3 separate regions of the Mus musculus genome follow, and regions 1 and 3 are each linked to region 2. Evidence: chromatin loops called from intact Hi-C (ENCODE). Cell type or tissue: left cerebral cortex. All regions are shown on one strand. Region 1 holds the start of Gm24152 (a small nuclear RNA gene). Region 2 holds the start of 4930412C18Rik (RIKEN cDNA 4930412C18 gene). Region 3 has its middle 11 kb from the start of Gm24152.

The links. A loop is a pair of places that touch in the nucleus more often than their neighbours do. Peaks named below come from ENCODE experiments on the same cell type or tissue, not always from the same donor. Only the 100,000 strongest peaks of a DNase experiment are listed, where the experiment ranks them.
Region 1: it touches region 2 in a loop (2.4-fold over the local background); 2 of 42 quality-filtered maps call a loop at or near these places.
Region 3: it touches region 2 in a loop (2.9-fold over the local background); 3 of 42 quality-filtered maps call a loop at or near these places.

What each region holds. Positions count from the first base shown.
Region 1 is chr4:9,689,140-9,697,139 of GRCm38, forward strand. Gm24152 (a small nuclear RNA gene) reads right to left here and starts at 6,668; the gene lies at 6,506-6,668. In left cerebral cortex, no CTCF peak of the experiment used is centred here; DNase peaks (open chromatin) are centred at 3,358, 4,406 and 4,756.
Region 2 is chr4:9,766,405-9,774,404 of GRCm38, forward strand. It overlaps 4930412C18Rik (RIKEN cDNA 4930412C18 gene), which reads left to right and starts at 4,181. Exons shown (of 4, transcript NR_030693.1): 1 at 4,181-4,290. In left cerebral cortex, a CTCF peak has its summit at 4,916 (motif pointing left); DNase peaks (open chromatin) are centred at 2,927, 3,560, 4,262, 4,412 and 1 more place; H3K4me3 peaks cover 1,184 bases; H3K27ac peaks cover 498 bases.
Region 3 is chr4:9,702,669-9,710,668 of GRCm38, forward strand. No RefSeq gene overlaps it. Among named protein-coding and RNA genes, the nearest start is that of Gm24152, 11 kb to the left of the region's middle. In left cerebral cortex, no CTCF peak of the experiment used is centred here; DNase peaks (open chromatin) are centred at 3,847, 5,038, 6,060, 6,088 and 1 more place.

The DNA of each region.
Region 1 (8,000 bases), 77 kb before region 2:
CACACACACACACGGGAAGGGGCACAGAGTGAGACAGGAAGAGGCCAATAAATAAGTCTAATGCATTTAAAAAGTTAACGAGTAAACAACAGAATAGACTCAGATGACAACATGACTGAATCAGACAAAGAGTAAGTCATTTTTAGTGGCTCCGTGGCAAGCATCAATATGTAAAGGTGCTTCTTTGACTAAAACAGCAAAAGCAGGTGGATTTCTGCAAATAGTGATCAGGGGAAAGCCTGGAGGATACACCCTGCAGCTTTAGGATCTTAACCTTTACTGTTGGCAGTAAAACCACACTTGGGCTGTTTGTGGATTCAGACACAGTGCTGTGGCGATCCACTTCCCTTTACCCAGTACATAAACAGCCTATAATCTATGATCTCACCAAACCAGGACGATGCAGCTTTCTGAGGTCATGGAGCACTGCAGTTTGGGATGTCTTGAAGAATGTGTCAGGATAGCAATTGGGGAGCAAGGTATATGGTAGAGACCCAATCTGTGAGAGAAGAGCTAAAGGCAAGCTGGGTGGAGAGAGACCCGGACTGCTGTGCGGGTCTGACCCAGTCTTAGTTAGTCACCTGGTGTAAGCTCAGGAACCAGGGGCCCTTTGCGGATGTGCTGCACTGGCAAAGTAGTTATGCATTCTTTAACACTTTAAATTTCATTTACTAACTGTGTGTTTGTACATGTGAAGTATGTGAGTGCAGGTGTGTGTCTGTCATGACCTGTGTGTGGAGGTTGGAGGACAATGTTCAGGAATTGGCTCCTCATCACCTTAGGTTTCTGGGATCTTACACAGGTCAGTAAGTCTCTGCAGCAAGGTTTTTTTTTTCCTACTAAGCCATCTTGCTGACCAGCTGTACCTTTTTTATTTATCAAGATCTCAAGTTGCCACATGCAGTCCTCTTCCAGAAGGCACCTTGGGAACGTAATTCCTTACAGCAGAAGGACATCTCCCAAAGAGCCAGCACCCGTACTTTCCTAGTCAAAGAAGATGCACAGGGTGAGAAGACGAGTAGTCCAGATGCCAAGGTTGACTGTGGAGCCTCAGGAACAAAGCCTGCAATTAGCTCAGGAGTCCAGAGCTAAACTACTTATCTATGGTCACTTGATTTGTCAAAGCAAAACAGCTTTGTAGTGCACAGCATGGATGAATGACTGTTTAGTAAATGGTTCCTTGTCATTGAAGGATAGCGAATCAGTCAAGGTCCAGCGAGAAAACAGTATCACTGTTTTAAGAGACAATTGAGTATAGGGAGTGTCCCAAACAAGTGTTTGTGAACCTCGGTGCTAAAAGTGTCACAGGTAGATAAGGGAATTGGTAAGTCAAAAGTGGGTGCCATTGTTAGGATGTAAATGGTCCAATGGAAAAGTCTGGAATGGCAATCATCCCTTGATGTCCATGGGGGAGGGAGGGGAGTGGAAGTTTGCAAGACCCCTGTGGACACTAGCATCTATGGCTGTTCACATTGCTCTACAAAATGACAGTGTTTGTAAACCCCCTGTGCTTATCCTTCCCCAATGCTTTAAATCATCTCAATTATAATAGCTAGTATATGTGTTATAAATAGTGTTTATTCCATATGGCAAGGAAAATGGGTGTACATGTTCAGTATAGATGTGGGTTTAAAAATAAAAGTCAGGGGAGCAAACCTGAGACAACCACCTCTCTGACTGCCTCGTGGTCTGGGTGGGGAACAAGCCTGGGAAGACCGCTCTGCTTAGTGCCACATGGCATGGGCAGACATAGTACTCCTGAGATAGTTCCAGGCACCCACAGGCCCCAGGTACCACTATGATGAACAAGTAAGTGGTGGAGTGATGGAAGGGAAAGAGAAGCAGAAGGATGTGTGCACAATGAAGGGAGGTAGAACTCAAGGCTTGAGGGTAGTGAGGAACAGTCTGATGTGAGTAGCCAGAGATGCCATCCAAGGCCATGGTGAGATCCTGGCCTGTGCTGCCACAAGAGTCTTGCTCATGACTCTGCAGGAGTTGGTGTCTGCTACCTAGTTTGGTCAGCTGCCTGGGGCCATGATGATGTCATTGTGCAGAGCTGGCTCCACCCCTCTCCTGAGCATTGTGGGAGAGGAGCTATCTCCAAAGACATGAGAGTAGGAGAGCTGTTCCTGCTCCTTACCAGCTGCAGTGCTCAGGAAATTGAGCCCCATACCTTACCTAGGAAGCACAGCGGAGCTGACCCTGGTTGTAGGAATTGCAGGTGATTAGGCCCCAAGGGCACGAGTATAAGAGAGGAGGTCCCACCACTCATCTGCCATGACAAGGTAGCATGGACAAGGGAGAGATGCCTTCCTAACCCCCTAACCCGTCACCACCTGCAGCAAGGCAGGAGAGCTGGCCCCAGGGTCAGGAAAGCTGGCCCTGGCCCTCACCAGCTGCTGCACTCAGGAGAGCAGGCCCTTCCATACCTGTGGCAGGCAGAAGACCTGCTCTGGGGTCAAGAGATCTGGAAAGCAGGCCCTGCCCCTCACCTGGGCAGCACAGTAGAGCCGGTCCTGGTAACAGGGGAGCAGGGGAGCCAGCCCTTGAGGCATGAGAGCAGGAGAGCTGCCTCTGCCTCTTACTGGCTAAGACATTGGATGAACCAGCCAGGGCAGTGCTGATGAGCTCTTCCTGGTGGTGTGGGTATGGAGAGCTGGTGGGATGACCAGCTCAGCTTCCACCTAGGCTTTGAGTTGGACCACCCCAACATCTACTGTATCAATGAACTGCTGGAGCATGTGAAAGGTCTGGTTGTACAGATCCAAAGTTTCAGGAACTCGATGACATAAGGCAGCAACTCTGAGAGGAGTCCCAGTGAGGATTCAGTATTGATAGTGTAGCAGCAGCCAGAGGCCTCAATCCAGACCCAGAACTCATGGCTATGGACATTTACAAGCAAAGAAGTGTGGACAAAGGGTATACCATGGAATACACTGACACACTACAGATTCCACAACACATTTTTTTTTCCTTTTGTGGGACAGGTTGCAAGGGCAGAGGGCAGACATAGAGGGATGGGGAGATGAGTGGGATTGGAGTGCATGATGGGAAATTCACAAAGAAGCAGTAAGAAGTTACACAAAGTAAACCAAACAAACAAACAAACAAACAAAAACCATGTTCTCATCTGTGGTTGTTTGAATCTCTGGCTGTAGAACTTGTAGGAATGATGGTCGGCTGCATTAGAACCACAAATTTGGAGGAAAGGTCCATCAGAGTGCCGGGCCCAGACAGGAGGTGGAGAGGCCGCAGCTAGCCCGTGCTGGTTTCTCTGGAGGGAACCATGAGGCTGGCCCTGGGAGTGTGGGAGTTGTGGTGGGGCTGTAAATAGCAGCAAATGCTACAGAAAGAAGGGCCATTTTGAGAGCTGTTGGTGGAATGTTATCAATGGATCCAGATGACAGAGCAGGCCCACAGTCATGTGCAGACCCCGGCCTCCTTTCTGCTTTACATTGGGAACACAATTGGGAATGCTTGGCAAAGGGAACATGGCATGTATTTTTTTCCTAACTCAATGTCACAAAGCAGAATGTGAAAACATGGATTTCTAACCTTGATCTTTATTCTAAAATCACTTAATCCCTTAGTATTTTATACATAACAGCGAGAGAGAGAGAGAGAGAGAGAGAGAGAGAGAGAGAGAGAGAGAGAGAGAGAGAGAGAGAGAGAGAAAGAGAAACACACACATATACACACATGCACACAGGCACACAACATTGGTGCTTGTTCAGGTGTGTGCAACTGTATGTGTGGGTGTGTATACCTCTGTGTACATGCATGTGGAGGCCCAAGAACAACCTCAGGTGTCACTCCTCTTGCCGTCTTGACTTTTGAAACAGTCTCTAACTACCCAGGAGCTTACCATGCAGTCTTGTCTGGCCCCTGGGTTCTGCTTGTCTCTGGCCCTACCAGCACTCCTAGGGTAAGCACACACCACCATACCTGGCCCCTTAACCTGGGCTCTGGGGATTTAACTCGGGTCCCTGTACCTGTGTTGCAAGCAGTTTGTTGACTGAACATCTCTCCAGCCTGTAATCAGATTTCTTGAGGGAGGAAAGTACATCTGATTTAAAGAATGCATTTTCTCCTCTACATATGTTTCTCTTTACACTTTCTATCAATAATTAAAGTTATCCTTTTTCCTTCTCTTTTTCCCTGTCTTTTATTTCCTCCAAAGCTTCCTTTAAATTATGTGGTTATAGGGACAGCCACCGTTCACTGTATGAGGTCATTACTTTTTCAGTGGGATTTCTCCAGTGAAATTTGGCACTGTTGACCTAGGACAGGGTTTGCTGGTGCAGAGCTCTGAGGATGTATGCTGTGAGGAGTGGGCAGTGTGTCTCCTGTCATGTGATCAAGTCCACCTTCAGCTGCTGGGACACAGAGAAACACAAATAGGAGGTAGTGACTCCCAGGAAGATTAGGAACTGATGCAGCCCCCTTCTTCATTTAAACTACATGCTGGCTCTCTGCACTTCTAATTAAGAGTCTCAAATGATTCAGGAACAGGCATCATGTTTTTAAGGAAGAATTTGTTTAGGAGTATAATTATTTCTAACTCCTGAATTAAAGGAAAATGAAACAGTACTGTTTAAAATGGAAAGGACCGTGAATAGTTTAAACAACTATACGCAGGCTAAATGCGTGGCAACAGGTCTGAAAACCTGTTCTAAATCTGAAAATTCAACAAGAGCTATTCAAGAGGCAAAGAAATGTAAATTAGTCACTCCGATTTTAAAAGTAGGGTTTAATTTTACACAAAGTGTGGAGGCCTGCTATTCTTGCCTCAGTACTGAGTTCTATTTTTATAGTGTCAAAAATGATTCAGTCCCACATACTGGTCTTCTAAAATGTTCCTATTATGAAGATGGCTTAACGAACAGATGTAAGAAGACTTAAATTTGTAGTTCCTCAGCCTGAATTAGCTTAGCCAGCCATGTGTTAATACTATGTGAAAAATTTAAAAGCAAGCAAACAAACAAACAAACAAACAACTGGAGCTCAATTTTGAGGTATTTATATACATATATGTTTATATAATTTTCTTACAGGTGTGTGTTATATGTTGAGTGTACCCACTCTGCCCCATTCCCCTCCTTCCCCCACCTCTCTCCTCCTACTTTCCATTAGCTCTGCTTTCTTCTAGACACTTCAACTTTCCTTTTCATTCAGTGTGTTCAGACATGTTTTAATGCAACTATATAAAATTTATTGACAACCACAAACAGAAGTAGATAACCACAAACAGAAGTAGATAACCACAAATGAGGGCAGACGTATATTCATCTTTCTGGGACTGACTTGATTTACTTCATGTGATTTTTGCCTCAGTTTCATCCACCTTATAAATGACACAACTACATTCTTTATGGCTCAACAATATTTCCTTGCGTATGTAAACCATGTCTTCTCTGTCCTCCAGCTGTGGGACACATGTGTTGGTTACATTACTTGACTACTGTGAATGGTGGATTCCCAGAAATATGCCCTGGAGCAGTGTAGCTGATTGATGTAGGAAGCTCCGTAGTGTTTTCCATAGAGGCTGGGTCAGTTTCTAGTCCCAGCAGAAGCAGTGCATGAATCCTCCCTTACTGTTTCCCCCTGGGCAGCGTGTGTTGTTATCAGTTTCTTAATGAATGACATTCCTGCTGGGTTAAGTGTGAATCTCCATGGAGTTTTCACTTCTCCCACGATTAGTGAAGTTGAACAATTTTAGGTATGCTTGTGTATTTCGTGTGTGTGTGTGTGTGTGTGTGTGTGTGTGTGTGTATTAGTCAGTTTTTTATTTGGGTTGTCTTTTTGTTTAGTTTTTTTTGTGTGTGTGTGTATTCTAGGTATTAGTCTTCAGTTAGACACAAAACTAGCAAAGATTTTCTTTTTTTCACTGTTTGTCTCTTCACTGTGTCCTTTACTGCACAAGAGATATTTAATTTTTCAATATCCAGTTTGTTGATTATTAGCCTCATTTCCTGAGTAACTGAGATTCTATTCAGAAAGTCCTAGCTTGTGTTTCTATCTTGAAGTGCCTCCCCTTTCTTCTTGAAGCTTTAGAGTTACAAGACATATTAAAGCCTTTGATACATTGGGAATGATTTTTAATGTAGAGTTAAAGATAAGGATTTACTTTATTTTATATGTGCTAGTTTTTTCAACACCATTTGCTAAAGAGGCTGTCTTTTTCTGATGTGTATTCTTGTCATCTTTATATGAAAAATAAATCAGGCAGCTGTAGCTGTTTGAGTTTATATCTGGATCTTTTATTCTATTCCAAGCATCCAGTGTCTAGTTTTGTACCACTATTTTGTGTTTGTGAAATTTACTACTTTTCCCATAGAGCCATAGAGATCTACTTTTCTCTGCCTATCCAGAGCTGTGGTCACAGGTACACATGCAGTCATATTTGGCTTTTTATATGGGTGCTAGGACTCTTTAAGTATTATTACCCACCAAATCATCTTCCCAGCTTTAAGTATGTTTCTTTTCCAGATTTTTTTTTCTAAAAAAGGAGAGTACAAATGTATGCTATCCCCAGCTACCACAATTTATGCAGACAAGTTTCCCACTTTGGGGAAATCACAGAGGTAGAATATTCAGTGTGCAATAGGTAAGCATTTTCCTAGAAAAACTACCTTGTGATCATGGTGTCTTCCCTGCTAGGTATTTCTTTTCCAACTTTCTTCTAAGCTTTTATATGATGTTAGATTCTGTCAAAATCCTTTTCTGCATCTATTGAGGTGATTGTACGATTTCTCTGGGATATTTGTTTTATAGATGATTATTGGAAAGATAAATATCAGATTCTGAAACAGGTGGCAACTGCTGTGGCTTTGAAAAAAAATTTTTAAAGTAATTTGTTTATTTTTTCCTCTTCTGTTCTCACCTTCTTTGTTTACATCCGAATTTGTATTTTCCTTGACAATCAGTAATAGAGTGTTCAATCATTGTAAAAGCATCTTTCAACATTTCATTTCTCAAATACTTCCAGTTTTTCCCCTGAACACTGACTTCTGAAACATAGCTTGACCATCTTCTGTTACACTGAATTTATTATTCTCTCTCTCTCTTTCTCTCTCTCTCTCTCTCTCTCTCTCTCTCTCTCTCTCTCTCTCTCTCTGTGTGTGTGTGTGTATACATATCCAACAGCAAGTCTTTCAAAATCTTGCAGAGTTCTATATCTTTCTGTGAAATAATACTAGAAAGAGCTGTTGCAATTGCACTTCATGGGTGCAAGGCCTGTAATCTTAGTTTGGTGTCTTGAGTGGGAAGTTCACCTATTTAATAACTGTGGAAGCTACAGCGTGAGCTCAAGAGCAGCTTAGGCAACTAATGAGACCTTGTTTCTTAATGAAAAGCAAAGAGAGGGCTGGGAATGTGTCTTAGTGGTAGAGTGCTTTCTCATTATGTATGAAGCCCTACCTTCAGTCCTTAAAACATTTTGTGATAGTTTGAGTGAGAACAGCCCCAATAGGCTCATATATCTGAATGTGTTTTTACACAGTTAGTGGAAATGTTTGGGAAGGATTAGAAGGTATGTCCTATTGAAGAATGGGTGTTGCTAGGCCAACCCCAGACCTTGTGTGTGTGTGTGTGTGTGTGTGTGTGTCTGCCTGCTGCCTTCAGATCAGTATATAAAAATCTCAGCTACTTTTCCAGCATTATGCCTGTTTGCTTACCACCATGGTATCATGGACTGACCCTCTAAAAATATAAGCAAGTTCCCAATTAAATGTTTTTTTTTATAAGAGGTATCTTGGTTATGGTATCGCTTCACAGCAATAGTACAGTAACTAAGATAGCAGATTGTACCAGGAGTGGGGTACTCATGTGATAGGTCTGACCATAGTTTTGTTTGGAGGAATGTGGAAGACTTAGGAAATATGGCTAGAAAGGTGGTTGAAAGCTATAAGAAGGGATTAATGGGTCATCTTAGTAGATCATGGAAGACAGTAGGATTGAAGGCCTTTGGACTATGGAGGCCTAGATAAAAGGGTTTCAGA
Region 2 (8,000 bases):
CAGTTGGCAGTGCAGCCCTATACTTTTAAAGTTTTTCTTCAAGGAGATATTAACTTTCTAGCCTATGCCATGGCTTAGTTAGAAGGAATCTCAATCATCTCTTCCATAAAATATCACATTGATGTACTATATTGATGACAGTATACTGATTGGACCAAGTGAGCAGGAGGTAGCAACCACTTTTGACTCATTGGTAACACATATAAGCATCAGAGAATGGAAAATAAATCTAATCAAAATTCAAGGGCCTTCTGCCTCAGTGAAATTCTTAGGAGTACAGTTATTGCACCCGACCCCTTCCACTACCAAGGAAGAAAGACAATATTTAGTGGCGTATTTAGTTTAAAATATTTTTGCTACTTGTTCCTATGATATTAAGTTCTGCTGGCATAGAAGTTTTGGAACCATAGTGGGGAGTGCTCCTTCCAGGAGCCACAGCAAGCATTCCATTGAACTGGATGCTCAGACTTTCCCCTGCTCACTTTGGGTTTCTATTGCTCTTAGGCCAAAAGGCCATGGGAGAAATAACAGTGTTAGGGTGGGTGATTGATCTAGATCACCGTGGATAAATTGGATTGCTTCTATACAATGGAGGTAGGAAAATTATTTTGGAGTTCCCCAGATCCTTTCAGGCATCTCTTGGTTCTACCATATCCTGTGATTAAAGTTGGTGGGGAAACTACAACAGCCTAATCCAGGCAGGATGACAAAAGGCACAGACCTGTCATGAATGAAGGTATGGTCATTTGGTCATCTTTCAGGAAAAGAGCTTAGACATGCTAAAGTTCTTGCCAAGGATGGAGAACATACACAAAGGGTAGAAGAGGAAGGCAGTGTAAATATTAGCTAAGGCCACATGATAAGCTGTAGAAAAAAGCTCTATAATTGACATGAATGTTTCTTTCCTATTTTGTTAAGAATGCTTATAAAGATATTTGTGTCTTCTTTCTTCAATTTCTTTACCATGTGATATAATATCAATTAAGACAATATCAATAATATCATATTTAAGTTTGAGACACTAAAAATATATTCCCCAAAGGACAGTGTTGCCTAGTCTAAATTTATAATACATTTGTAGTTGTATGAGGGATAGTTATATCATGTTAGGTATAATTATGACCTTGTCAAATATATAATATATTTGTGATTGTATGTGATAGTAATAATATGTTTAGGTATTATTATGGTTTGTTTATTGTTTTCACTTGGAAATTAGTGATGATATAGGGATACATGATTGTGTGTCAAGTTGTAAGGGGTGGAATTGTGATGGCTATTCTTGGTTGTCAATGTGACTACAGTGGGGAGTAACTAAATCCACAAAATAGAGGGCACACCTGTGAGGGATTCCTGACTATTTTGAAGTGGGAAGATGTCTTAGTCAGGGTTTCTATTCCTGCACAAACATCCTGACCAAGAAGCAAATTGGGGAGGAAAGGGTTTATTCAGCTTACACTTCCATACTGCTGTTCATCACCAAAGGAAGTCAGGACTGGAACTCAAGCAGGTCAGGAAGCAGGAGCTGATGCAGAGGCCATGGAGGGATGTTCTTTACTGGCTTGCCTCCCCTGGCTTGCTCAGCCTGCTCTCTTACAGAACCCAAGACTACCAGCCCAGAGATGGCCCCACCCACAAGGGGCCTTTCCCCCTTGATCACTAATTGAGAAAATGCCTTACAGTTGGATCTCATGGAGGCATTTCCTCAACTGAAGCTCCTTTCTCTGTGATAACTCCAGCTGTGTCAAGTTGACCCAAAACCAGCCAGTACAGAAGATCTACTTCTAATCCAGATCTTTGAGATAGGAAGATATACTTTTAACCCAGATATTTAATCTATACCTAATCCAGCCCATGCCTTTTTCTGGAAGCCTGTATAAGAACATGGGAGAAGGAAGTTTTTGCTCTTTGTCTGCTTGCTCTGGTCTTTTGGTAAGCCCATTCCTTCACTGGCATTAGAGCCTACTTCTTCAGGATTGCAGTGTATACTGAAAACCAGCGGAGACATCCAGCCTTAAGGACTGAGCAACTACTGGATTCTTGGACTTTCAATTCATAGCCATCCAGCCATCCACTCTTGGATTAGTTGGACCACATCCTGTAAGTCATTTTCATAAATCACAAATCATATATGTGTATAATATACATACACACACATATACATACATATATATATATATATATATATATATATATATATATATATATCTTAAGTTTTGTCACTCTAGAGAAACAAGACAATACAGGTAGCCATAGATTAATATTTCAATTAGTTTCTATATCTACTTTATGATGTCCTTTCACTATCTTGTACTTTATTTTTATTTTAGATAGTTCAATTTCTCTTCCTTTCTTGGAATCAGATTACCTGCAACTCACTTCAGAATCAATATCTGTATTAGGGTGAGCTAATAAATGCCACCAGCAAAGATAATCTGTTAGCAAATGGTGAAAGTTTTTTTCTAGAACACTACTGCAGGAGCATAGTAAATTGGTGGGGGTCTGGACGCTGGATGAGGAGAGTGGGCTGAACTCCAGAAGCCCTCAGGGCTAAGGAGGAGAAGTCTTAGTTGACAGGGAAGCACAGAGGTGCTAGAATCCACTACATCCCATGATCTGAAAAAGATGCTCTGCTTTCAGAAATGATTGTTCTTAATATTTTCCTTCATTGATCATGGCAGACTTTTAAATACAATCACACTAATAAGTAAACGAACTTAAATGTATGTGTTTCTACATGGTGTCTGGACAGATTTATTAGAACTATTTCAATTATCTCTCAAAGCAGCTTTTATAACTTCTATTACATTTGTTTTTGAGCATTTCATACTATGTATAAAACATTCTGATTGCTTTCACTACCCAGTCTTTTCCTCCCACTCTTGTGAATCACCCTCGACAAATCCTGTCCCCACATCTGTGTCATTTGTTATGTTTTTTTTGATCCGTCAAGTTTAACCATGGCTATCTGAAACTGCTTCTTTCCTGCCGGCACATAAATTCCCCCGAAAAAGTGACTCTGAGATTTCTATATATGAATAAATTTTGAGGTCAATAGCTTTGGCTCTATTCTCCAACTAGCTCTTACCTTAATTACTCATTTATTTTATTCTATGTTCTGCCACCTGGCTGGTTACCTGGTCCTCAGTTTCTGTCTGGGGGGAATCTCCAGAGCCTGACTCTTTTCCTAGAATCACACACACACACACACACACACACACACACACACACACACACACACACAGTGTGTGTGTGTGTGTGATTAATCTGTGAAGACGCTGTTAAGTAATATTTATTTTGAATTTTGAATTCAAATTGTGAATCATTCATTAGGAACTTTGAATTCATAAGGAGACAGTTCTGTTATACTGGGTCTCAAGACTGAAAGACAGCAGGGTAGAGACACTGCTGAGTCATGGTCAAACTCAGCAGAAAACATATCAGTTTACCCGTTTTCTGTCCATATTTTTCTGTCTTCATACTTCACCTGCAGTGGTTGAGACTTTGAAAGTGTACAGTCTAGGTACTTGCTCTCATATATATTTGTTTTGTTTTAGGTGAGGTCTTGCTGAGTAACCCGGGATGCTGTCAGACTCACTACCTGAACGGCTCCAGCATGGATCCTTCCGCGTCAGCGTACTGAATGTTAGGACCATAGGCATGCGATATTTTTAAAGGGTATCTGACCTAACACCACTAATACGGTTTTATGTAGCTCCTTAGGTGGAGAAAGGGAAGCCACTTTCCTGAACTTGAAGATTCCATATCTACAGATTTGATCCCTCACAGATTTCTGAGGAGTGTATGTATGTACAGTCTTTCTTTGTTATTTCCAAAAATAATGCAGCATAACAACTATTTGTGTAGTGTTTCCCTTATATCCAGCATTAAAAGTAATCTAGGGATAATTTAAAGAATGCAGAAAATGTCTGTAGATTGTATTAAAATGTTGCACCATTTGACGTAACGATCCTCTGCCATCCCAGAACCCCTTTCTTCCAAATGGAAAATCTTTTTACTACGCAACCTATCTCTGAGCAATGGCTCCATTAGTACCTTAAAACTTCCTTCTTGTAACAGAACCCCGAATAACACCCTGCTCCGTCTCCCAACTTCTTGCTCTTTTTCCCATCGAGTCACGAAAAGTGTTTCTTGGAACCGGTCGCGCAAAAGGCTCAGTCCAGTGCGCAGAGGTTTTAACAGTGACTTCCCGGGCTGTGTGAGCGGCGCGTGCGCGGGTATCCTCAAGGGACCTGCGCAGAGTCTGGACATTACTCTCAGGCCAACGAGGTGGGCAGGCCTGCTGCTAGGTGACCGAGTCCTCTTTGGCGGTTTTAATTTCCCCAGCAACTTGCTCGCCTTCTGCTGTAGCTGAATCTGGCGCGTAAGATTCCTGGCGGCCCAGGCCCACACCAAGGTTTGTGCCCGGCCCAGCCAGAGTGAAGTTTGAAACGGAGACCTCTGCCGGAAGGAGCGGGTCGTTGGCAGGACAGCGGTTTGGCCTCCTTCCCCTCCGCCCTTGCACAGCCTGGGGCGGTGAGGAGGTAGGGGAGTGGACCTGTGCGATCTGACCTCTGGGGCACTTGAACTCAGCTACGTACATCCTACCCCTGGTATTTCTTTTCAGCGCTGGTGGCGATCAGAGCAATTAGCATGCGAGCCCTCGGGCTGTTCCTCCAGCTTCTGCCAGGATTGGAGGTAGATAAGTTGGGTTTATAGTGAGGTTTCAGGTTAACCTTGGTGAATATGAAGCATGCGCGGGAGCTGCAGTGGGAAAGATTTTTGTTTATCGTATGCACTAGAAAAAAAAAAAAATCTGTCATGGACTAGAATGCCAGAACACTTAAAACAGCATTCACTGCAAGTAGTATTCCCCAACCTGTTTTGTTTTGTTTTGTTTTTAAACTATGCCCCCTAGCGGTATAAATAGGAATAACCTTTTAAAACAGTATGGTTACCCTTCTCACAATTCCAAGAAATTGTGAACTCATTAATTTCATCTACTTGACAAATTTTTAAGGAACCTCACTAAATTTAAGGCATTCTGCTTCCGTGTGTGTATTCTGTAATAGAGGCCTGATTTTCACAGATTGGCTCCCTTCCACAAACCTACTTCCTTTTCCACAGCAAGCTTTTAGACCAGCTAATGTGGAAGGAGCTAATAGAACGATAGTGCCCAGCACATTATAAGTGTTAAGTAAATATTAGTCGTTATCATAATCACTGCGAACTATGTTTACAGTTTACCTCCTACACGTTTGTTTTTAGATTTTTTTTAACCCTTTCATATTCGAATCTTTGAGTCTGGGGTCGTGTAGCCCAAGCTGGTTTTATACTCTCACCTGTGTATAAAGGATGGCCTTGAGTTCCTGATGCTTATCCGCAACCCTAAGGATGCTGGAGCTGCAGATGTGTCCTGCCGCCGCGCCCATTTGATGTGGTGCTGAGGGTGGAACCCAGGGCTAGGCGGGCACTATACCAGCTGAGTTCCACCACCAGTCCTTTACTAATTTAATTCTCCAATGGAAACAGTTTTATACATGATCATTTCTAAGGTTGGAGGAAGCCATGTAGTAATCTGTACTGGGGAGTAAGAAGTCAGAGGGAGCTAACTGAGAGCTTGCCTCAGAAAACTAAAAGGGAGGAAGGAAGGAAGGAAGGAAGGAAGGAAGGAAGGGAGGGAGGGAGGGAGGGAGGGAGGGAAGTAAGGAGGGAGGGAGGGAGAGATGGGGGAGGGGAGGCAGGCTGAAGTCCTATTCCGTGCTTTTAATTCTTGTTTTGGAGAGGTAGAGATAGGTGGATCCCTTGAGTGCACTGGTCAGTTAACCTAACTTACTTCGCAAGTTCCAGGCCAGTGACACCATCTCAGAGAGAGAGAGAGAGAGAGAGAGAGAGAGAGAGAATGAAAACAAGTGTATAATATTCTCTGGCAGTCAATCACACTTGCAATTCCCTACCCATCTCAATGTCTCAATGTAAAAGGAAAGATGAGGCTTGGGCTACTTTCTTTCCTGTACCACATCTGTTTTGTTAACATCATGTTCTGTCCAACGTCCTTGGCCGCTTTAGGTTTACCCATCTCTCAGGCTCATCCTTGTTCTCCAGGCTTGTGAGGTGTTTTTATTTGTTTTGGTTTTGCATACGGTATTTTGCATGCCAGACATGAACGTTAGGGCTGAGCTATCTTCCAGCCCCCATTTTATTACTATTACTATTATTATTATTAAGTGTTTCTTTGTTTGTTTAGATAAGACCTGGAATTCACACTCTTACTGAGTTAGCTTCCTGAGTGCTGAAATTTCAAGCATGCTCTGTTACATTGAGGGTTTTTTTTTTTAAACTTTGTTTGTTTGGTTTTTGAAGATTGATCTAAGTAGCCAAACTTTTATTTACTTATTATAATATATGGCTTCATCAGTGCCTGACAAATACAGAAGTGGATGCTCACAGCCATCCATTGGACTGAGCATAGGGTCCCAATGAAGGAGCCAGAAAAAGGACCCAAGGAGCTGAGGGGTCTGCAGATCCCTAGGAGGAACAACAATATGAAACAAACAGTACCCCCAGAGCTCCCAGGGACTAAACCACCAACCAAAGAGTACATGCTCCAGCTGCATATGTAGCAGAGGATGGCCTAGTCGGGCATCAGTGGGAGGAGAGGCCCTTGGTCCTGGGAAGGCTCGATGCCCCAGTGTGGGGGAATGCCTGGGCCAGGAAGTGGGAGTGGGTGGGTTGATGAGCAGGAGGGGGAGTAGGAAATAGGGGGAGGGTGTTTTTCAGAGGGGAAACCAGGAACAGGGATAACTTTTAAAATATAAATAAAGAAAATATCCAATTAAAAAGGAAAAAAGACATTACATGTCATCATAGCTAGTTTTTTTTTTAACTTCTCATTGATTCTTTATGAATTTCACATCATGCACTCCAATCCCACTCATCTCCCATCCTTCTATATCTTCCCTCTGCCCTTGCAAACTTCCTCCCCAAAGAAAACAAACAAACAAAAAATATCTCTGTAGAAGCTGTGGTGTGTCACATAGTATACCCTTTTGCCTAATCAATTTTTCTTCCAAATGTCATTGATTTGGTTGGAGGTTTCTGGCTTTTTCTACAGTATCAATACTGGATCGTCACCAGGGCTCATCATGCATATCCTGTTGTTGCCCTGTGTCTGCAGCCTTGGATCTGCAGGACCCACCCCTCCATGTGCTCAAGCAGTTCATAGATGGGGCAGATATTGGGGCGGGCCCATTAAAAGCCCTGGATCTGGACCTGAATGGTAGCTGAATTGTTCATCCAGCCAGCAGCTCTCCTGCTTTGCCTAGGTGAGGGGGTGGCACCACTTCTCCTGCCTGAGGCAGCTGGAAAGCGCACTCGTTCCCTGGGGCCAGCTCTCCCACACTGTGCAAGTGCTGAGGGGCAGGGCACATTAAGAGTTTTAGCGTGGAGTATTTCTGCTTCTTGTACAGGTTCTTTTCCTTTGATGAGCAGTTAGCTGTTTGGGAGAAGAAATTGGCTTTTTTTTTAATAATCTATTAATATTTAATGATTAATTGATGGTTAAAAAAACTTTTTCCAGAAGAAATAAATATATTTTTAAAATGATGCTCAAGTGAGATTATGTAGACTAAAAGTTTTGGAGAATAGGTGAAGCCCGCCTCCTAAGCTTAAAGCTCATAGCTCCACCCACTTTGAAAAGAAAATTGATTTCTGCAACTACAAACTACAGAAATGCCCTAAGTCACCTTCCTCCCCATCTCATTTGAATTCTGATGTAGAAGGGGAGGTAAGGACAGAGAGGGTTAGGGCCCTGGGTGATAGGGAGTGTACTTGTGAATAATAGGCACTTTCAATTTTGAGCTCACCATCTTCTCTCATGACATTATGGGTAAAATAATTTATCTACATTATAGACAAAGAGATACTGCTTCTGGAGTTTATAAGAATACCAGCTATATGCCTATGGTTGCATTGTAGATACGTGTAGTGTAAGTGCATTG
Region 3 (8,000 bases), 64 kb before region 2:
TGTGTGTGTGTGTGTGTAAATTTCCAAAGTAGTCTCGAGTGACATTCTGCATATCATTGGATTTATAAAAGGCATATAAGGCCAAAAATGTCCTGACACAATAATAATGAAGGATTACTGTATTCCACTCTCATTGTTAAATATGCCTTTCAAACTAAAATGAGCAAAGAAACATAAGAGCTAAAATACACTGTGGATCACTGGAGCTAACAAATATGGACTAAACAGATAATAGGGATAACAGATAATAATAACTATAGATAGGGAGTACACATTTTCTCCCAGTGGTAAATGGAAACTTGTTCAAAACTGATTGTAACACAGAACACAAATCAAGAATCAACAAATATCAAATACTGAAATAATAGCTTATGTCCTGTCTGATCACAATGAAATTAAAGTAGAGAACAACAAGAGAGTCTAAGGGAACTCTAAACATAACTGGAAATGAATCAGTAAACTTATGAATGTACAACTGGCAATTCAAGAAATCAGAGAGAAATTTTAAAAATTTCTAGAGAAAAATGAAAATGAGAATCTGTTCCTACCAGAACCTTTGGGACACAGCCAGGGCATTCCTAAGAGGAAAGAATATAGCATTAATTTTTCTCAGTTTTAAAAAGTATGAGAGATTTAAAATAAACAATCTGATGAATGCATACATCAAGGTTCTCCTAAAAAAAGAAGCAGCCAATTCCAAACCTACTAAAGAATAAGAAAAATTAGTGAAGAAATTGATGAAATAGAGACTAAGAAAACAATACACAAAATCAACTAAACAGAGTTTATAAAATTGATAAACCTTCAACCAAGCTTCCAAAAAGAAAGAAGGAGAAGTCAGAAATAAGCAAAATTAGAGATTAAAAGGGTTTCTGTACACCAGACCAGCTCTCATCACTCTTCTAGTAAGAATGAACAACCGGCTATTAGAAACTTTCAGACAATATGCTTATCTTCTTGATGCAAAAACATCAACTATATTTAATCTTATTCTGAATGTACTATTAAGTTTGAATGATAGACACAATATTGAGTTTAATACCAATGATATGATTTATAAGGTTGATTTATATTTTAAAACTTTAATTTCCTTAGTGTGGTGGTTTGAATAAGAAGTACATCTGTGAGCTTATATGTTTGAAAATTGGTGTGCAGCTTGTGGAACAGTTTGGGAAGGATTAGGAGGTGTGGCCTTGTTGGAGGAGGTATGGTCACCTGGGGTGGGATTTTGAGGTTTCACCCACACACACACACACACATACACCCTTAGTGCTACCTCCCAACGCCTCACACTTATGCTCACAATGTAGGGTCTTAGTTATTGTTTAGCATCAAGCCTGACTACCTGCTGCTATGACTCCCACCATTATGATTCCTCTGAAACTATGAGACACAAACCAAATGCTTTCTCTTATAAGTTTCCTTGGTCATGAAATTTTTTTCATTGCAATAAAAAGGTAAAGAAGACACTTAGCATGAATTATAAAAATACCAACAATAAGAGGTAGGTGCCATGATGAACATCTGTAATCAAATACTCAACAGGTGAAGCTAGAAGATTGCTAAGAGTTCAAGGGCATCTTGAACTCAGAGCAAATCAGAAACAACCCTGGATACCCTTGCAAGACTTTGTCTCAAAAAAACAGACAAACAAACAAACAATAATAACAAAGCAAACAAAATACATACACATACCAAAATCACATATCCCAAGTAAAACAAACAAACAAACAAACAAACAAACATCATTTGTATGAGATTTCCAAAGACCACTCTAAAGTACTCAGAGGAAAGTGGGGTTTCAAGTCCACTTTTGGCTCCAATACAATTTTTTAAAGCTCATGTGAGTTTTGGGAGTTCGGCGGGGCTTTCCTGGATCCTGGTATCCCTAACTTGGAGTACTAGAGGTCTGAACAGTTAATTGCCACTACCCAAGCCAGTAGCATCTGATTTCTTTGTTTCACCCCAAGGATAATAGTGGAATGTGAGCCAGGAGGGAGCAGCTATGAAAATTGAATTATTAGGGAAAGGAAGAAACCCCAAGTATGGGAGAGGCCGCAAGGGAAGAATACTGCCAGGCTGATCAGCCCATTTACATCTTGTAGACCTTATGGTGGGAATTGAGTAGACATTCAGGTCATCTTTATTGAAATTGGTCATCTTTTAGTGTTTTCATGCCTGAGACAGTAAGGAGTCACACTTACTATGCAAACTCCTTCAGCCCAACCAGGTAGTTACTTCTCTGCTCTTCAGAGGGACTTATATGTGCAGCGACTAGCTCACATCCACTGCAGATTCCTCCAGTACTGCATAAGTGAAAATAGCTCCTGTCTCTCTACTTACAAGTGCTTCATGGGTAATACTCTTAATTTCTTCTTCATCACGTCAGTTCAGAAGCTACTTGTATTTCAGTAATTAGGTGACTTTTGAGAGCACAAAAATTGCCCCCACTAAAGTTAAGGGTCATCTTCAAGTAATGAGCATTCCTGAAATTATATGCTTGTGCACACAGATAGACCTTCTCTGGGTATCCTGCTTACCAGCCACTTCTTAGAGACAGACATCTCCCTCCCCTCCCCTCCCCTGTCTTACCCTTTCCTTCCTTCCTTTCCCTTTCTTCTCTTCTTCCCTCCCTTACTTTCTTTCCTTTCTTCCTTTCCTAATGTGATTTATACAGTGTTTTTAAGAGAACATTAAAGTTAACAATTTTTATTTCATCTTGGGGGGTGAAATAAAGAGGGGAGAAAGGGTAAACTGCGAGGGGGCAAATTTTTCCCCTTGGAGATTAAAAGGAATACTGGGAAGCAGGTCAGGGCACGGTTAGTACAGCCCTTGTCTGCACACATAATACAGAAGTTAGCGTTTGCCTGCCAGTTTGTATTGAGTGGCAGAGGGGAGATAAAGACTCTGTTGGTCTTTTCCTAGTCACACATGATCAAACAGATCACATAAAGAAGGCAAGCCAGAGCTACACATAACAGGAGAAAGTTTAGAACAAAACTCATTTTATTATCCACGTAGGCAATGAAGCAAAGATATGAAGGAAGTGTTGTTACTATCCGAAGTTCAAATATGTGTATTTGTTACAGGTGAAAGTTAAAATAATTTGTTGATGTTTCAAAAGGCCAGCTTGCTAGTGTGCATTTGAATTATCTCATTTAACATCCTCAAGAGCACACAGAAGTTACGTTGTTATCACCACGTTACAGAGGAGTCAAGTGACATTAAGAAATGTAAGTGCCCAATTTTACAGAGCAGAGAATGGCAGAAACGGATGCGGAACCAAGACTTATCATCACTCTGTGTTCCCTATAATGTCTGGGCTTCCTGTAATTAGAGACTGAGCTGCTGATACTGTTCCTTCTTCAAGTCTGAGAATGCCAGGTTCAGAAACAGTAGCATTTGCCTGCCTGCTGTGACTTCTTCTGCAAGTTACTTTAAATCCACAATTATGTTGTTCTCTTAGCAATGGAAGGGAGCTCAAAGGAAATAAGGAGATGTTTCAGTGGTACAAAAATAAGAATTTTGGAAGGTTGTTGGTGCAGGACAGACAATTCACAATCAAAAGCTCTGTAGGCTAAGTTCAGTTTACTTGACTCTGGCAGTGCAGATAGAAAAGTAGGAAGACGATAATGGATGTGAATGGACTTAAAACTCACTGAGAACATAAGAGAGATAATACTATTCGTGTAATGAGTAGCTATTCGTACAACTAAGAAAGCACAACTCCACATTGTGCTTAGAGGTGGGATGCGGATGCGTGAACAGGGAGGAGACCTCAGGGGCTTGCAGAAGCTTAAGTCCGTGTGGGTGGCGCGCTTCTGAGTGACAGCAGGCGTTTCACAAGCTAGAATCCTTGTAGCACAGGCAGGCTCTCCTGCTGCCCACCCAGAGCAGCAGCCGTGATAACTGCAGCATTGGTACCAATTGCTCCTGACTGCTCCTGGCTCCTGGCTTTATACCAAGACCGCTTCAGTGTGTTGACTCATTTCACATGGTCACAAGTGCCAGAAACAATGACCATTACTCTTATAGGAGTGGTTACTCTATTTCCGAGGGTACTAAGCATTTGGTGCTGTGGTCAAACATCACACAGAACAATTCAAAAGAAGAGGAGATTCATTTTTCGCTCACCTTTGTTGAGGGTTCACTCCGTGGTGGACTGACCTTGTGTGATTGGGTAGAAAATCATGATTGTGACATTGTGTGCCCCGGGCTCTCCTCTCCATCGTGCTAAACAGAAAGCAGAGAGAAGGGAGTATATGACACTAGGGCAGGTGCAGTCCCCGAATGACAGTTCCTAGAGGTATTTCCATCACTACAATGTATTTCCTCTGACTAGACCCACCAGCTACAATACCACCATGTTATCTATTCATTGAGGGAAGCAACTCCACCAATTAGGTCAGTTTTCTCAGGAGGCAGTCGTGTCCCAAAAGCCTTTTATCTAGCAATCAAGCTCACACTCTATGAACCTGTTGGGAGTATTTCATAGTCAAGCTATAACATAAAGCTTTGCAGCTGGTAGCACAGGTGTCCTTGTTTACAAGTCCAAAATTAGCCTCAGCTAGAATTTGCTTGTGCCACGCAGAAACTGGTACAGTGGACAGAATGTCATTATAAAATCTCTTAGTGTTGGTTCCTTCTTCTAATTAGATTCTATGAATATTCCCCATACCTTTGCTATCAGCAGATATTAGTTTCCTCAATCCATAGACGCCCCATAGTCATTACCTCACTGAGTCTCAATAAAACCATGTGTACATTACGTGTATGTCTTCTGACCTTTATAAATCATATCCAGGCTGCTTCATAAGCAGTGATCTCTCCTCTGGAAGGATATGCAAGAAACTACAGAGTCCCTCTGGGAATTTCTCACAACAGAGAATTCTCCTCCAGGCTCTGGTAGCATGAATTAACTCCCTGGCCTTACAGGTGGTACACGGACTAAAGTGGGCTGCTGCAGCTTCCAGGAAGACCGAAAGTGCTTCCGAGTTCTTGCAGAATGGTCTCCACAACACTGGCTGGGATCCAAGGCAACAGCACCAAAAGAGCTTGCTGGCGTCAGTCTGGTGTGCTTCTTGAAGCCGAGGCATGACGGGAATGGCAATGTAGTCTGTGTGGGAGCAGTTCAAGTACTAGTGTGGGACTGCAGGTGTCACACAGCCCCTCCTGGCTTTGCCTAGACGGCTCCTCCTGTCTTCCTCCTCCCTCGGATTCTACCTCCACCCGCTTTGTGCAGCCTGACTTCCGGCTCTGAAGTCTGGTGTCTAGGGGCTGATCAGCCTGGGGCTCAGCTCATCACTCAAAGTTTACCCACTCATCTCAAATAAGGCAGCAACATGTAGTATTTTCCTTGTCACCACATCTAACACCCTCAAGCGCATCTTGACCACATGGACTTAATGCAGCAGAGCTCAGACAAAATTTTCTGACCACAGGGGCTTTTCTTTTTTCCAGCAATAATTTTTACCAACTCTAAGAACTATTGAAATACACCTGTTATCTTGCTAGGGACAAGAGTCCTTGTGGTTACCCCTAGGAAACCATCAAGTCCTTTAAGATTGCCTACGAGCCTTCTTATCGCTCCGTTTGCCAGTGCAGTCCCCCATAGTCACCTGGACTTGTATGGTTTACCTGCACTTGGTCAAAATTATACTTCTCATTTCTCCCATCTTTTTGAAAGCTCCTCAAAAAGAACATTTCTTCTTCTTTATTTATTGTAATGGGGTGTGTGTGTGTGTGTGTGTGCTGCCATATACATCTCATGGTGTGCATGTAGAGGACAGAGGACAACCTTGCATAGTGGTCCTACTTCTCCACCCTAATGATAAGGAACTTTCCAATCTGTTTCTTCTTTGTCTTCTCAGCCTGAAGCCAACCCCTCTATATTTAACAGAACACACAGAACTTAGTAAGCATGATCAGGGATAATTATGGCCGTGCCTGTCCAAGTCTTTCTGCTGGCATCTGTTTGAAGTCTTCATGGCTCCTTACTGTGTATTTAAGTTTCTGCTTCAACGTGGTGCCTTATATTCAGAACAAACAGAACTGACTGGCTGCCATCCTTTTCCTGTTCATTTGATAGATGGGACAGGCTGGCAGGAAATCATCCTTCTCAGCAGAACATAGAGTTATACTGGCTGAAGGGTAGCTGAACGGCCTCCAGCTCTGAATCAGCTTCCTGAAGTTCTCCCAAGCACAAACTCCATGACCTATTTGGCTGTGTGACTCGAGACAAATAACTCAACAGTACCTTCATTTACTTGCTGCCATGGTGTAGTCATAAAACCTATTTTCTAGGGCCTAGTGATCTGCAAGAGTACAAAGCACACAGCTGTCCCAGCATGCTCTGTGCATCAGGCACTCTGACTGCTCAGCACTGCTTTCCTATCATAGGCAGCACAGCTGTCCCCAGCAGAATATGTGTGGTCTGTTTGGTGTCAGGAACTTTCATGGCACTTAGTGAAGAAGGCACCTACTCACTACTCTAGCTGACGGGCTTAGAGACTGCCTGGGAGGGGTGGTTTATCCCTATGTGAAATAATCTGAGGAGCATTTGCATTCGCTCTTCTTTGAAAGTCTGATAGAATTCTGCACTAAAACCATCTGGCCTTGGGCTTTGTTGTTGTTGAGAGACCTTTAATGTCTGCTTCTATTTTACAAGGGGTTATGAGTTTGTTTAAGTTACTTATCAAATCTTTATTTAAGAATTGAAGGAGCTGAAGGGGTTTGCAACCCCATAGGAAGAACAATAATATCAACCAACCAGACCCCCCAGAGCTGCCAGGACTAAACTACCAACCAAAGAGTACACATGGAGGGAACTATGGCTCTAGCTGCATATGTAGCAGAGGAAGGCCTTGCCTGGCATCAATGAGAGGGGAGGCCTTTGGTCCTGTGAAGGTTTGATACCCCAGCATAGGGGAATGCTAGGGCGGTGGGGTGAGAGTGGGTGGGTCAGCAGAGAGAACCCTAGTAGAGGCAGGGGGAGGAAGGGTGAGATGGGGGTTCTCAGAGAGGAAAACGGGAAAGTGGATAACATTTGAAATGTAAATAAATAAAATAAGCAATAATAATAATAATAATAGAATAGTCACAGACTGTCCAGGTTGTCCATAAGCAGGACATGACAAGTATAGGTCTTTTAAAGGTACCAACTGCCTACAATTAAAAGGTGAATTAATGGTGAATTGACAAACCTGTTAGATGTTAGCTTTTGAGTTTTCTTCTTAATAAAAAGAATATTTTGGGGTTAAAAAAAAAGGATAGTGGTACCTGTAAAGAAAACTATCCATTTCTTTTAGATTTTCCAAGTTGGTGGAGCATAGGTTTTTAAAGTATGTCCTTATGATTCTCCGGATTTCCTCAGAGTCTGCTGTTAGATCCCCCTTCTCATTTCTAATTTTATTTAATTTAGATACTCTCTCTTCATCTTTTAGCTAATTCGGATAAGGATTTGTCAATCTTATTAATTTTCTCAAAAGAGTCAACTCTTTGTTTCATTGATTCGTGTTTTGTTTGTTTGTTTCTACTTTATTTTATTCTTGGCTTTATTTCTTGTCTACTCCTTTGGGGTAGGATTTCTTCCTTCTATTCCTGAACTTTAAGGTGTTATTTTAAGTTACTAGTATAATATCTCTTCAATTTTTTATTAGGTATTTAGTGCTATGAACTTGCCTTTTAGAACCAACTTCTGCATGTTCCATAACCTTGGGTGTGGAGTGCATTCATTTTAATTCAATTCTGTGAGGAGCGGGTGTGGCAGCAGTCCCAAGTTGGCTCCCGGGACTGCAGCTAAGTCTTATGACTTGCACCTGACTTCCTCATACACCTGAAAATAGCCATGACCATCGTGAGAGCTGCACAGGTGCACCATGATGCTGGCGGTTTAAACAAGTCCATATTTGGTGGAGACATGCCCCTGCCGCCCTGATTGGCTGAAGCTGCGTGCCTGGTGAGGTGACGTGGCCTGCTGTGAGTGGATGAGGACTGAGAGT